Regions from separate parts of the Homo sapiens genome. Here region 2 is linked to region 1. Evidence: read pairs that join two places in POLR2A ChIA-PET (ENCODE). Cell type or tissue: B cell. All regions are shown on one strand. Each heading gives the region's core, and the rest is flanking DNA. Links, peaks and the distances in the headings are about the cores only.

The links. ChIA-PET counts read pairs that join two places held together with the same protein. Peaks named below come from ENCODE experiments on the same cell type or tissue, not always from the same donor. Only the 100,000 strongest peaks of a DNase experiment are listed, where the experiment ranks them.
Region 2: POLR2A ChIA-PET joins it to region 1 with 5 read pairs; 2 of 35 experiments call an interaction of 5 or more read pairs at or near these places.

Annotation. Positions count from the first base shown.
Region 1 is chr12:92,356,531-92,363,142 of GRCh38, reverse strand. LINC02391 (long intergenic non-protein coding RNA 2391) reads left to right here. Exons shown (of 5, transcript XR_007063404.1): 2 at 5,469-5,612. All of the region lies in intron 1 of LOC105369902 (a long non-coding RNA gene), which reads right to left. Among named protein-coding and RNA genes, the nearest start is that of LINC02391, 4.0 kb to the left of the region's middle. RefSeq lists an enhancer at 239-328. In B cell, for the core only: no CTCF peak of the experiment used is centred there; DNase peaks (open chromatin) are centred at 152 and 2,332; H3K4me3 peaks cover 1,417 bases; H3K27ac peaks cover 2,912 bases.
Region 2 is chr12:91,581,010-91,589,157 of GRCh38, reverse strand. The region is part of intron 1 of LOC105369896 (a long non-coding RNA gene); the gene reads left to right. Among named protein-coding and RNA genes, the nearest start is that of LINC02823, 260 kb to the right of the region's middle. In B cell, for the core only: no CTCF peak of the experiment used is centred there; no DNase peak of the experiment used is centred there.

The sequences.
Region 1 (6,612 bases), core at 4-5,003:
TTTAGGCACAACTTCAAGGTCAGCCTCGTTTGAAAGGGGAGGGGAGGCAGTTCTCTCCTGAGGGAATTTGTTAAGGAGCTCATCACTTGTTTCTGAATTGAGCTCTGTCGGCCATCTCAGCATCATCTGACACCTGCACACATCATATCATGTGATACACTTGGGAGAAAGGGCCAGGTCAATTTCCTCCTGGTGGGTGATTTGGTTTTCCTCTTCAGCTAATGTTTAATGTTTCTCTTTTGATTTGCATGTGGAAGCCTTACTCTATGCTAAGCTATGATAAGCACTTTACATGCCAATATGACAGCATAGTCCTTTAACCACGGGCTTTAGAATCACTCTGCCATGTTCAAACCTCAGCTTTAATCATGAAATATACCCAGGTAACAAACCTGCATGTATACCCACTGAATCTAAAAGTTGAAAAAAGTCTCTATGCTACATAAAACAAAAACAAAAACAAAAAAAATCTGAACTGTATCCCTTTGGACAAGTCACCTAATCCAGTCAAACCTGAGTTTTCTTAAATACTAAATAGGAATAGTGATAATAGTGCAGGTACTTGCCAGATTGGGTTAATATGAAGGTTCATAAATTTATTCATGTAACATTCCTACACATAGTATGTACTCAATAACGCTACATACTTTTATTATGAACCATCCTTTTCACAACCTTAGGAAGTATATACTCCTCTCCCTACATGCAAAACAAAACAAAACAAAAGAGAAATTTAGAGACTTTAAGATCTGGCTCAATGTCACAGAACTCGTATGTGGGAGATTCAGGTTTCAGACTCAATTCTTGGGATACAGTCCATGCTGTTAAACATTACACTAGACAGCCTCTACCGAACAATGACTTTTTATTACTTGACTGTTTAAATTCACCTCTCCTCTCCTTCTCAAAATGAGTACCAATTTGTCCTATGCGTAATTTATTCTCGAGCCTTAACGCTTGTTTTCTGCCCTTGTTTGATTCCTTTTCTCAGTTTGCAATTTCACTGTTAGGTTTCTGCATTGTACTCACAACATTTTTGAGTACTGCCTGTTATAAACTAGTCATTTTGCTTCCACATATTCATTCCTAAAGAGAAGACCATTTCTTAAGAAAAAATAGAATAAAGGAGGAACAGATTCTCAGATGTAATCATCATGGTGTGCAATGAATATCTGAGCACTTGCAGGGCCATTGCACTTTCAAATATTCCTTTTCTTGTCTGCATAACAAGGACTCAGCCACACTCTCCTAAAGACAGCTGGCTATAGTAGTCTGGGTGAAAAGCCTGACCATTAGATCTGTGCTTCATAATTCGACAGTGAGAGAACAAAAATGGTATATTTCAAGTTTCAGATATATGTGTGTGCATATGCATATAAATTACATATATTCATATATTTATGTGTGTATATATACACTCATATAATCATGTTGGAGTTTTAGAGATTTAGTTAAGCTCTTGTAGGCTGGACCCACAAACCACAACCATAAACTGAAAAAGAATTCAGCTACCTAACAAACTACTGAATTGAAATAACTGAAATTGAATAATTTTTCTGGGATTATTTAGGTATAGATAATTTGGAAAGTCAATTGTTGAAAGTCAATTACTGCCATATGCTTCTGATATCAAACAGGTTCATTTTAGACCTATAGATCAAATAGGTCCTTCACAACTATGGCAGGAATGGTTTATAATATCCAGCAACGATGAATCTAATGTATATGTGTAAATTTTTGTCAACTGATATGCTGTTTTGTTTGAGTTTCCACTTAGCCACACTGCTGTGGTTTCTTGGGGGTAAGAGCTGTAATACACTCAGACTCCTTATACCCTCTCCAGGGGTATGGTACTTGGCATATGGTTTTTACTCAGTAAATGAAGAAGAATAATGAACTGAAATGCTTTCTCCCTGTTTCCTAAGATGCTACTTAACCAGTGAAAAAGTTACAAGTTACAAAAGTCTTTTTTAAAGCCTTTTCAACTAGATAAAAAACACTTACTACACCTTTTTATGTATAGGCCACTAGCATGTAAATGAAACTGGCACAACAAGGTAAATGTGTATAAAATAAATCACAGAAAAGAGAGTTCTGATGAGATATTTCAGTAATGCAGTAGATAGCAAATGATGATTTTGGAGTATTTTTTGATTTCCCCAATTTAATACTTGATGTTATCAAGTATGTTCACAATGATTATTGTGTCCAAGACGCACCTTAGAAGAATGTAAAGAAGTGTTAGACAAAATATGGGTAACCCATCCCTGCCTTCAGGGAGCTTCTAGACTGATTGCACATAGGTCTGTATTTACATAATTATCAAGTTACAGATCTTGTTTCTTGTCTGTGAAACTCTAACCATATTCTAGAATCAGACATAGCATCACTTCCTGTATTAGTCTTCACAAACAGAACTCTTACTGTCTGTACTGTGCTCTTTACTTTTTAACGTTAGTTCTTCTAGGTTGCATCAAGAATTCAGGAAAACCACATAGGAGGAGGCCCAACATTTTCTGGGTGTTTAATGTGTGAACCTACTTGATAACATCAATTTTTAAACAGCTCCCCATTGATACAGACTCTGAGCTACTTACCCTTTCTCTAGCTGCTCTGCAGGACTCCATATTTTATGCATGGGGACAGTGATCACAAAGTTAGAAGGTACCAGGAATGGCATGCCCATTTACAGATGTACGATAGCCTTTCAGCAATCACAGGTATATCACAGTGATAATTTCTGGAGGATAAACTGGGGAAATTGAAAATTCTACATTGGGGCTCTAAAATACTCCAAAATCATCATTTGCTATCTACTGCATCACTGAAATAGCTCATCAGAGAAATCTATCTCTTCTGTGATGTATTTTATACACATTTACCTTGTTGTGCCAGTTTCATTTACATGCTAGTGACCTATACATGAAAAGGTATAGTGCCTGTACATAATAAATTTTTATGACTGGCTAAATTATTTGAAGACCACAGATATGCTGCATCCACTCCTAACCCTTATGAAGGAACAACTGTTAGGTTCTGAAACTATATACACTATTTGCTTTAAGAGACTACAGTATAGGAAGTCCTGAAATGTACCACAGAGTATGAATAGGTTGTGAATTATATATTATGCTGAAGCTTAATGGGTACTGTAGCCGAGGGCAAGATATCTCATAACTAATTATATTCATTTTGCATTTAGCAGTACATTCGAAGTACAGATATTAAAAATGTGTAAGTTGAACTTCTGTTAAAATTACTCTCCCTAAGGAAAATAATTCTCTTTTCTTGCTATACTTTAGGCTACACTTACAGGCTGCCAAAACACTTCATTTGATTTAAGAAAAAGTCTGTCCAACTGTTGTCAAGGATCATGTAACAATGAGTTGTTTTGCTTTTTGGTTTTTTTTTTAGCCTTGTAACTGTACATTTGTGTTCTGGTGACCCAGCCTCAGGCTGCTTGAGAGAGATAGAATTAAGAGTTGATTTAAATAGTGAATGAAAAGGAGAATATGCATTCATACAGAGCTTTGGTGTTTGGAACACTTTCACATACATTATCTCATTTAATTCTCCCAAAGGCTCTACAGATAGAGGTACTATGATTATCCCTGATTTTCAGATGAGATTTTATTTGAAGAGAAGGAGTAATGGAGGTTAGGATTCAAACATAGGTGTTCTGACTCCAAATCCTGGTCTTTTCTAGGATTTCCAAAATCCTGAAAAAAGGAACGTATTTCTAAAATTCAGTACGTGCCGGGATAAATCTTTGTCAGACTACATTTGCTATCTGATTGTTGATGCCATAATGCCACTGTAGGTTAGTTTTCTCTTAATGTGTCATGTGTATAAACCAGAATTCTAAGTCTGAGGTTCTCTAAAGGATCTTCTCATGTTTCAGATGTCAATAGGAACTATTCGAATCTAAGGAATCAGGGAAACAGTATGGCATTTATTAGTAGCCTCAGAGTCTTCTTTCTAAGGCTAGAAGTAAGAAGTATCTTTAGTTCTGGACTTGATCTGCAATTTTTCTTGCAATGGGTCAACAGGGACAACCAGTTGTTGTGGACAAAGCAATGGAATTGCGACTTTAGTGAAGCTTGAAATACTTTTTCAATAGGAAGTGACTTAAGTTCACATAAGCCAATATTCAAATGGTGTCTAAAGTGTGCAGGACACTGTGGAGATGTTAAATGGAAGTGGGGAGGGACATACATCTTCTTTTGCCCAGAACAATCCTGATTTATGCCAGTTGCCCTAGTGCCCTGTCTGCTTAGAGCCACTGACCTCTTCATTCTCAAAAATTACATGGTCAGCCTAGAAAGACTCTGTCAAGTCTCAAGGAGATTGTATTATAATGTGATGGGGTCCAGTAGAAGAGGGATATAAGAAAAGCATGCCTATACATATAAAATAGGGCAGGCATTTCCAAGTGTTATATTTTAAAATGACATAAAGCAGGCTAGGCGCAGTGACTCACATCTGTAATCCCAGCACTTTGAGAGACTGAGGTGGGCAGATCTCTTGAGGTCCAGAAATCACGACCAGCCTGGGAAACATGGCAAAACCCTGTCTCTACCAAAAACACAAAAATGAGCCAGGTGTGGTGGCGCATACTTGTAGTCTCAGATACTCTGGGGACTAAGATGGGAGGATTGCTTGAGCCTGGGAGGCAGAGGTTGAAGTGAGCTGCGATTGAACCACTGTACTCTAGCCTGGGTGACAAAGCAAGACTCTGTCTCAAAAAAAAAAAAAAAAAAAAAAAAAAAGGTATAAACAAAAAATTTGGAAATTTAGATAGAAAGATGTATTTAGTAGGAGTTAATGAAGAAGGCAAATATCACCCTATGTCATTTTCAACAGTAATGATGAAAGTTATAAAAAATGCTGGGATATATACAAAATGTATACTATATAGAGAACTCATGTTTCAGATGTCACTATCCACATTACAAGAGGACTGTAACTTGATCTACCACTCTGGGCACAGTATCTGATTAAAAATAAAGTTATCTTTAACAACATTTGGAGCGACTGTTTGAATTGAGGCCTCAGGAAAAGATAACCTCCCCTCCTTACCAGCATCGGGGTGCTATGTCCAAGACAAGTCCCTAATCTTCCCTTTGTTAGTGCCTGGTTTAGAAATAGTCATGAGGCCAATTCTGGCCAATGAAATATCAAAGGAAGTCATCTTGAAGAGTTCCAGAAAAGTTTTTCCCAAGAAAGAGACACAGGGAGAGAAGGTCCCAACTTTTCTTCTGCCTGACAAAATGTCTTTATGTCATAGCTGAAATGGTGACATGTATGAATCTGAGGATGTAGGCAAAACAGAGAGAGGAGCAGAGGGAGGGGAATCGGAGACATGGAAACTTTATATTAGGGAAGGGCACTAACTGCAGAGAATTTATAATGTCTTGATTATGAGTCTATTTTTCTATCTGATTCTGTCCCTGTTTCCTTTTGCACAGTCCCATGTGGATGTCAGTGTGATGATTAGGATGCCTGATGCTTCCGAAACAAGAATACACTTTACGAAAATGCCCATTGAAAATACTTTTTCCTTTCTACTCTTGTGCTAAGAGTGCCTGTTTGGACCCCATGGCTTCGTAATGGTAAGAACATAAATTTTAGACTGGTTTCTACTGTGAACAGTCTTTATCTGATTATTGAAATCTTTCTACCTTGTGGTTACTTCCTATATTGAAATATTAAATCTCCCACTAGTAGGAACCTGTTCACCTCTTCCACCTATTTTATGGCTGTTGTAAGCGGAATTGTTTGTTGCTTTGCTAAGCTACCTATTTTTAAGAGTTTGATGTCCGTTTGCAAGTGAATTACACTAGACCCTGTGGATGATCAGAGAAAAGCAGTAAATAATGTCCTTTGACCTTAATAGAGTTGACACACATAATTTGCTCAGAGAGTTCAGGTTTGTGGGAGGTGTCCCAATGTAATTATTAATAACATCTCTTTTTATTCTCAAAAGTGTTCCAATTAGGATAATAAATTACATGGTTCCCTAGACCTTAGAGGCCTTAAATTCAGTTAGGGAGATGGGAGACCCAAACAGAAAAAGGCAACTAACCCAACAAAGCAATGTGTGATGAATACCAAATACATGGTCTGTGCTATCAGTGAATGGAGTCATGTTTTAGGAGAGACTCCTAAGGCCTTCAGCGATCTGGCAAACTACTTGAAGATGAGACAAGTTGGCTCTTGAGGAACATGTAGGGTTGAAGCCAGCAGTGAAGAAAGGAGATCATGCAATCAACCCTTCACTTGAGAGACTGCTAAAATAAAAATAAAGCCATAATTTTTCAACCTGAATAAGTACTGGCAAAAATGATTTCCTCCCCTCTTCTGAGCAAGCTGATGTTACAGGCAAACCAGCTGGCAGCTTGAGCAGAAAGCTCATTTTGGCCCCTTTAAATACGTGGGTGTTTTCCAAATGTTCAATCTGGCTCCCCACTACATTAATGAGCCATTTGCCTTGCTGAGATAATCACTACCCTGTGGTCATGAAGGGGAAGAAAGGAATGAGAGCTGGATGGGCTGAAACATGTACCCAGTTGAGGACCTCCCAGAGGGCAGCCTGGGCTTTAGTGACAGCTC
Region 2 (8,148 bases), core at 1,309-6,308, 780 kb after region 1:
TATTGCTCCCAATTGCAAGCCTTCAGCCCTGACTTGTGTGTTTGTGGGCTCTGTTATTAACGAGGCAAGTTGCATTAAGCCAAGTCATCTTGCTGGAGTAGAATGCATACTTCCTTGAGCACCTGAATGCACACATGCAGCCTTCTCCTGTGACCCTGAGAGAGTCAATTTCAGCACTTTTACTAGTGCAGATTCTGCAAATTCCCTACAACTGAGAATGAACTGCTGGAAAAGGACCTATGAGGATTTTTAAACCATCAACTTTAAATCTAATATTTCAAAATTCAGGAAAGAAAAAAATCTGTAATAATCATTACCATTTCAGATTAGTGAATAGAATGACTGTCAATGAACATAAAAACACCTGGAATTGAATATTTGGTTATCTCCACCTAAAACTATTTTGGATGCAATTTTTCCTCACATCTAGTTAGTTTAGAAATTTTGGAATAAGGACAGAGTGGAGAGAATTGATAGAATTATCTGGATAAGTTATGTTTACTTTTTCTAATCACTAAAAGACAAAAACTCATGTTTTGTTTAAAATCCACTACTCTAAATATAGACATTTGCTTCTCAAAAATTTATACTTGAAATATTTACATTCTTAATTTTAGTTGAGAAAAAGGGATAAATATACACATAATACCTACTATTACATTTATAAATACAAATATATGTATTTAATATTTTTCCATCAGAAATACATTTATGTTTAAATTCAAACAGTATTTATAATATTGAGAATTTGCTTTCTGTATAGCACTGTTGGTGGTAGAATGTACAATCTGACATAAATTTATTATCAAAAATGATAAGCAAGTTATATACTGAGAACAACAGCAATACTTACGACTTCTATCATGATTATTTGAATTGGGTTTTACAGTATTCGTAGATACATGCAATTAAACTTTAGGAAAAAGTTTTCAGTGAAAGAAATAGGGTGGGTGTTATTTTTAATTCCATTTTACAAAAGCAAAAACTAGAGTGATTTGCTCAAAACTACGTGGTTTTTAGAAAGTGGTAGAGCTAAGATACATAAAAGTTTATCTTCTGAATGAAAATTCTATGCTTTTTCTGTGATATCACACAACTGATCAAATAACGACATGGAGGTCTTAAAAACAGTTTATCGAGCTTGAGTACTTACTAGATGTAAGACACTAGTTTTCTTTCTTTAGTACCTGAGGGACAATAAAATAATTGAAAAAAATAGATTAGTAAGTATAGCCAGCTGGTTTTTAGGTAAAGACAATTTGATCTTTTTAAAGCATTTGCATAGCATCTAGGGGAGAATCCATTAAATGTCAATAAAAGCAGTGTATCCACTTTAGAGTGCTTTACAAATGCAAGAGATATGGAATTTAAAGTATCGGTTTGACACTGTCTAGGAGACAATTCATGGTTAAAGCTTGTAAGGGGCAGAACTAACATTTCAGTACAGATTTTCCTTACTTCAGGGAGATTGCTTAAGTGCACCATTGTTATCTATGCTCTAAAAGAACATGAAAAAAATAAAGAAAAAAAAAAAGAAAAGACAGCCTTACAAGGGAGAGAGGCTCAGCTCATAGCAAGCTTATATCAATGGACTGATATAAATAAATTTTTGAGACTGTGGCTTTTATATCATGATCTTCATCCGTTCTTTTTTAGATCTATGGCAGTGAGATTTAGACTTATATCCTGTGGTATTAAATTCAGTACTGTTTATTGAACAACATCTTTATGAGGCACTGTAGCAGGCACTGATGTAGCTAGAGAGAATAAGTCTCCCCTCTAAGGAAGTCTATAGTCTTATCGGGGCTTAAAAAAGGGGACACGCATAATTGTACTGTAATGAAAAATGTATCAAAGTACATTGTTTTGTTTTAGCCTAAAGAAGCAAGAAAGAGATGACAACCTATGAAAGATGTCAGAATGGATTTATGGAGAAAATAATAATCCTACAGGCTGGCATAGAAGGCTTGTTAAGGCACTTTCAGACATAGGTAAGACAACAAGAATATTCCAGTACTAGATTAATTGTAAGTAACGTTATCACTGTGGGACAGCGTAGTGTGTTTGGGAAAACTTAGTCTTTTTTGTAAGTTTTAACTGATGATCTATGTTGAGGGTCGTATCATGAGAGTCCCGTTAAGTTTAGATATATTAATTCAACAAATAATTATTGAACATCCACTAAATGCCAAGTATTGTCTTAAACAGGAATGACTAAGACAGACATGTTTTCCACTGTGAAGCTTAGATTTTATGGGAGAAAGACACAGTAAACACAAATCATTAAAGAATTAAGTAGTTTCAACTGTGTTAAGTTCTTTCAGGAAATTAACGATGATATTTAAATATGAAGGGAAGCCTGATACTCTCTAAGGAGTCAATAAAGACTCATCTGAATAAGTGACATTCAAGCTGAGACTTGAAAGATATGTGGACATTAATTAGATAAAAAGTTTGGACAATGGGTGAAGGGAAGTGGGACACAGGGATTGTTCTAGGCACATTCAAAAGTCCTGAAATAAGCAGAAATAAGCTTGCTTAGCTCAAGGATATGAAAGAAAGTCAATTTGGCTGGTGTGTGGTAGCGACAGGGAAGATGAGGAAGGAATGAAGTTGAGCCAGATTGGGGAAAGTTTATGCAGGGCCTGCGGCCTAGTTAAAGCATTTTGACCTTTAAAAGCAATGGGAAGTCACTGAGTGATTTCTAAAAAGGGTTCTAGACCAGTTTAGGAAAGAGATAAGGGCCAGATAAATAGACACTGCTCTTGTTTGTAAGGGCCAGGGAACCACTTCTTCATTGGTGTTAACTCCCATTTTACGGAAGCTCAACTACAAGAACTCGTAAGGTCTCCTATCTCTCCATGTACTCAGCACCAGGGAATGGAGGCATGGTTGTTAAATGTGAGAAGAAACTCGGCATGCTTGGCCCTTTTCCATCCTTGGAAGTCAGTATGTGCTTTCAGTCACTTTCCCCTCTACTAATCCTTGTGCTGAGACAGCCTCTGCTGCTGAGGGTGAGGATTTGAGAATTGTGGCTTTTGGAAAAAGCGATATCAAGATCCAGCATTTTTAAAAATATATATATGTTGGCTGGGAACATTGAAAAACGAAATGAATAATTTGGGGGGGCAAAATATACATAGCGAGTGATGAAGCATCTGGTGTTGCCAGAGTATATGGCTTAGGGCTTTAAATTTTATATGCGGGCAGGATGTTTTGATGTTGGTGGCTTTTGAAATGTTATATGGATCCACTTTAAACTGCTGCAGCCTGAATGAAGGCTTAAAACTTTGGGTCAAAGGTTTTTTACTTAGGTGAGTGACCTCAGACTATAATAGGTTTGTCACACCCAAGTGGGGTCTTTCTATAGAGGCAGCAACCTGAGTACACACAGACCTCAAGAAAGGCTTTCAGACCACAGCAAAGATACTTGGGCTTGCCAAAAGTGCTCAGGTGGTGAAGGTGCATAAAGGAGGTTCAGTAAAGGTCTGAACACTTTTTAGATTGTGTCAAAGGACTTCAGCCAAGCAGATTTTGGCAAACCGATGATGGTTTTAGCAATTAACAGGCAATTTCAATGTGTGGGCTGGTGTAGAGCACTATTACAGTCACCATAAGGCTTGGCACTGCAGGCTAGAATGAGGTGTGCAGAGACTACTAGCTAGTTTTGACCTGTTTTCTCTTCTTACAGGTTGCATCTAGATCCCATTTCCAGTCTCTCTTGCAGTTAGCTGGGTCCATATGATTGAGTTTTCGCTGATGGAATTTGAGTGGTAATGGTGGTGTACCATTTTCAGCCCTGCCTCATATAAACCTTCCTGGTACCTTCCTCTCTGCTTTAGTCCTCTCCATCAGCTTAGTCAGCTGAACAAGGTGACCTTGAAAGCCACCTGGGGAAGATGGTGGAACTAAGGAGAAAATTCAGAAGTATCAAACATAGTAGATCTTGCTTCCCCCTGAAGAGTAAATGCTTAGGATTTAATTTATCATCTTGCTGGTAGGTTTCTATCAGTTGAGATTAAGTCCATTGGTTATAGATAATGGATCGATTAGACTGACATCCTAATGACACTAGAAACAAGCAGAATGTCCCCTTCCACGCTTTCCTTCACTCAAATAATGTGAAAGAGATTTGCTATTTCTTTAATATATCATTGAGTACTGAATTTCTAATTTTACATAAGAGAAAAGCTATTCTAGGAGCTGGGGACTGTACTGTCTGAAAAAAACTAACTGACTTGAGGCCAGTGCTGTAATAATCTTGGAAGTTTGGACGCCATTACTGTGAGGTAAAAATATTAAACTCACAATAAGATACTGCTACACACCTACAAGTGGATAAAATTAAAAAGACAATTAATAACCAAAACTCTCAGTATTACCATAGGAGTATAAAATTATACATCTATTTGATAGTTTATTGTAAAATTAAATATGTTTCTACCATATTACTCAGGAATTCTACTCCTAAGTATTCATCCAAGAAAAATGAAAATTTACTCACTAGAATCCTTGTACAACACTGCCATATATATATGTATGCAAGTGTGGGTGTGTGTATATATATATATATATATATATATATATATATATATATAGGCTCTATACCAACAGAAAGTATTTAGATCAAAAGTACATTATGTACATATCATAAACTCCAAGAAGCTGGAATCAGCTCAGACATCCATCAACAGGAGAATTAATTTAAAAAAACCATTACACTGTGGTATATTTATGCAGTAGAATATCACTCTGTAATAAAAAGGAATGAACTATCAATACATATAACAACATAAATGAATTTCAAAAAATATGCTGAGTGAAAGAAGACACCTCAGAGTACACACTTTATGATTCTGTGTATACATATTTCTGGATCAGGCAAAATTGATCTTTGGTAAGAGAAATCAGAACAATGGCCCCTTCTTGATGGACAGGAATTTCTTGGCAAGTGGCTCAAGGGAATTTTCTGGAGTGACAGAAACATTCTACTACTTAATGCAAGTGTGGGTGTATATATTTGTCAAAACTGCTTGAATTGTACACTTAACATCTGCACATGACACTATTTGTAAATCACTCCTCAGTGGAAACATAAATAATAAATAATCTCTACATTAAAAAATGAGGCATAAAATTCTGATATATGAAAGAACCATATCCATGCCACCCTAGGCTTGAACTTCTAAAGGAGCCTGAAATCTACCCAGGCATCGAGAACATCTCCAACCACAACCATGAATAGTAGGTCATACAGAGATGAATTTTTGACTCTTTTCTGTGAACTTTTAATTCATGTGGAATTTGATTTTGATTTTAATTCTATTGAAATTGAAATTTTATTGAATCTTCAGCCTCTCTCTGGTAATTTTATAATGTCAGGGAGCTTATATTCACATTTTGATTATCTATTGGGGTTAAATTTTTTACTAGATAATCTTTATTTTTTTTTTATCATATGGGTATCCTAACGTGGTTCTTTAATTTTACTGGAGAATCCCCAACATGCTAGGTTGCACAACATGGCTGAACATAATTTGGGATGGACAAAGGAATACAGAGCAAAATTTTTGCTGTTGGTACAGAGGCTACAGATCAAATTGACACTACCTGCTGGGGTCCCAGGAGGATACTCAAAATGGAGAGACTTGACATGGTCCCCAACTGTGGTAAGTGGGCAGGGAATTGCGAGGGCCATTTAGCTGACTCATTTGCTCCCCATATAAAGCTGAGTCCTCCTTCTTAACTGTAGCAATATAAAAGTTATTTTATTCTCTATCTGCAGACTTGTCTTACATCTCAATTAAGAATTTGGGTAAGATGGAGAGGTAGCTGTGTCTTTAGAGCTGATATTTAAAATCAATAACATTTCAATTATCCACAGAGAGCATGCACAAATAAATACAAAGAGGACTGAGAAAGAATTCTTAAGGTATATTATTTATAAAGGATCTGAAAGAATAAGAAGAGTCAGTGAATTAAATAGAGAATGAGTGACTGAGAGGTAGGAGAAGCTACAGAAAGAGAGAGACAGCCAATGAGAAGCTTTAAGAAGATCCAGTCAGTCAGATTCAGTGATACACAGCTCTAAGAGAAGGACAAATCAGAAAGGCAATTTTGCATTCCAATATCCATTCAATTGCAAAATACATGACAGTCTCCAAAAAGCCTTGCAATACACTGTCATTGTTCATTGCTGGCGTGTAATCATTATTGAAATGAACATGAGTTCCTGAAGGGACGAGATTGTGTACTGTTCATTTTGCGTGCCTAGCCCCCATTGGCAATGAGCAATGTATTTGTGCAATAAATGGTCTTATATTCCCTCTCCTCAATCTTGAGTAGATATTTTTATTGTGTTTGTTTTACAGGTAAAGAAGTAAAATACTTGGCCAGAATCACCAATTTCAGTTAGTGACTGAGCCAGACTCCTGATAATTGATACCGCGCTGTTTAATAGCAGTAAAACATTCAAATCTCACCTCTCTCACTTCCTTTACATCTTTGTTCAAATGTTAATTTCTCAATCAGGCGAACCCTGAAGATTTCATTTAAAATAACACTTCCTTCTCCAACCATTCACCCTATTCTACGGCTCTTCACCACAATTCTTTCTTTTCTTTTCTTTTCTTTTTTTTTTTATTATACTTTAAGTTCTGGGATACATGTGTAGAATGTGCAGTTTTGTTACATATGTTATACAATTTCGAATATGTTATACAATTTCGAATATGTTATACAATTAACTTATTTGTTGTATTTCTAACTTACCATTGATCCAGGATGGAAGCTAGAGTAGAAATATTTTTGTCAGCTTTCTTTCTTTTCTTTTTTCTTTTTTCTTTTTTTTTTTTTTTTGAGACAGAGTCTAGCTCTGTCACCCAGGCTGGAGTGCAGTGGCCAGTCTCGGCTCACTGCAACCTCCACCTCCCGAGTTCAAGCGATTCTCCTGCCTCAGCCTCAGCCTCCTGAGTAACTGGGATTACAGGCACTCACCACCACCCCCAGTTAATTTTTGTATTTTTAGTAGAGACGGGGTTTCGCCATGTTGGCCAGACGGGTCTTGAACTCTTGACCTCAGGTGATCTGTCTGCCTCGGCCTCCCAAAGTGCCTGTATTATAGGAGTGAGCCACTGCGCTCGGCCGTTTTTGTCAGCTTTCTTCACAGATATAGTCCAGATGTTTTCAAGAGTGACTGGCATTAACTAGATATTTAAAAATTATATTTGTTGAATTAATTAAAAGGTACAGCTTTTTGGAAGCATAAGAAAATGAAACAACACTTTTATAGTCACAGAATTTAATTGGGTTTTAGAAAATATTAAACTCTAGCTTTTTCACTTTTCATCATTATAAAATTCCTGAAGCTAATCAATGAGCAAAACATTAGTAGTACTGCTACTTCATGTAAGTTATGTAGCACCCTGAGCTCTTTGGCAAAAAATGACTCTAAAACATAATATATGTTAACATATGTAAAGTGGATAGTGACTGATTTTCAAAACATTATTCATACATGTGTGACTTTAATTAGGAAGCTATAATAGATACACTATGAATTTTCATGAAGAAAAAAAACAGCATCTGGACTTGAGATTCTACACAAAGAAAAAGCTGGGTTTCTTCCTTCTTGTCCAGAGTATATAAAACCTATATTTCCTTCAGTCAGAATTTTCTCAAAAATAGCAAACTAAAACTCTAGTAAAATCAATCAGCTTTCACCACCAGTTTTAAAAATGGTAATTCAAAGCTTGTAAAAAAAGGACCGTGATTCCACATTTTTAATTTTCTCACAGAACTATAACTTGAAAATATGTTCTATACATTACTATTTTGTATATGTAGTTTTTAAAGATATTAACTTGTTACAAGTATATTTCTCTGAAGATGTTCATCTTTTTTGCTGTTTCTTTTAAATTATTTTCAACTGTAAACCTACTGAGATTTGAGTTTTTTAGCACTGTCAAAAAATACTTACTTCAAGAAACATTATTCTCCTAAATGTATAGAAGATATTTCAAGAGATCATAATTTCATATTAGATATTCATAAAGAATTTTCTTTCATAAAATAAACAGATTTTTGCCATTTTATAAATGCACATAAAAGCAGTAACTGTTCTTAATTTACCAACATTTCTTTTTGCCT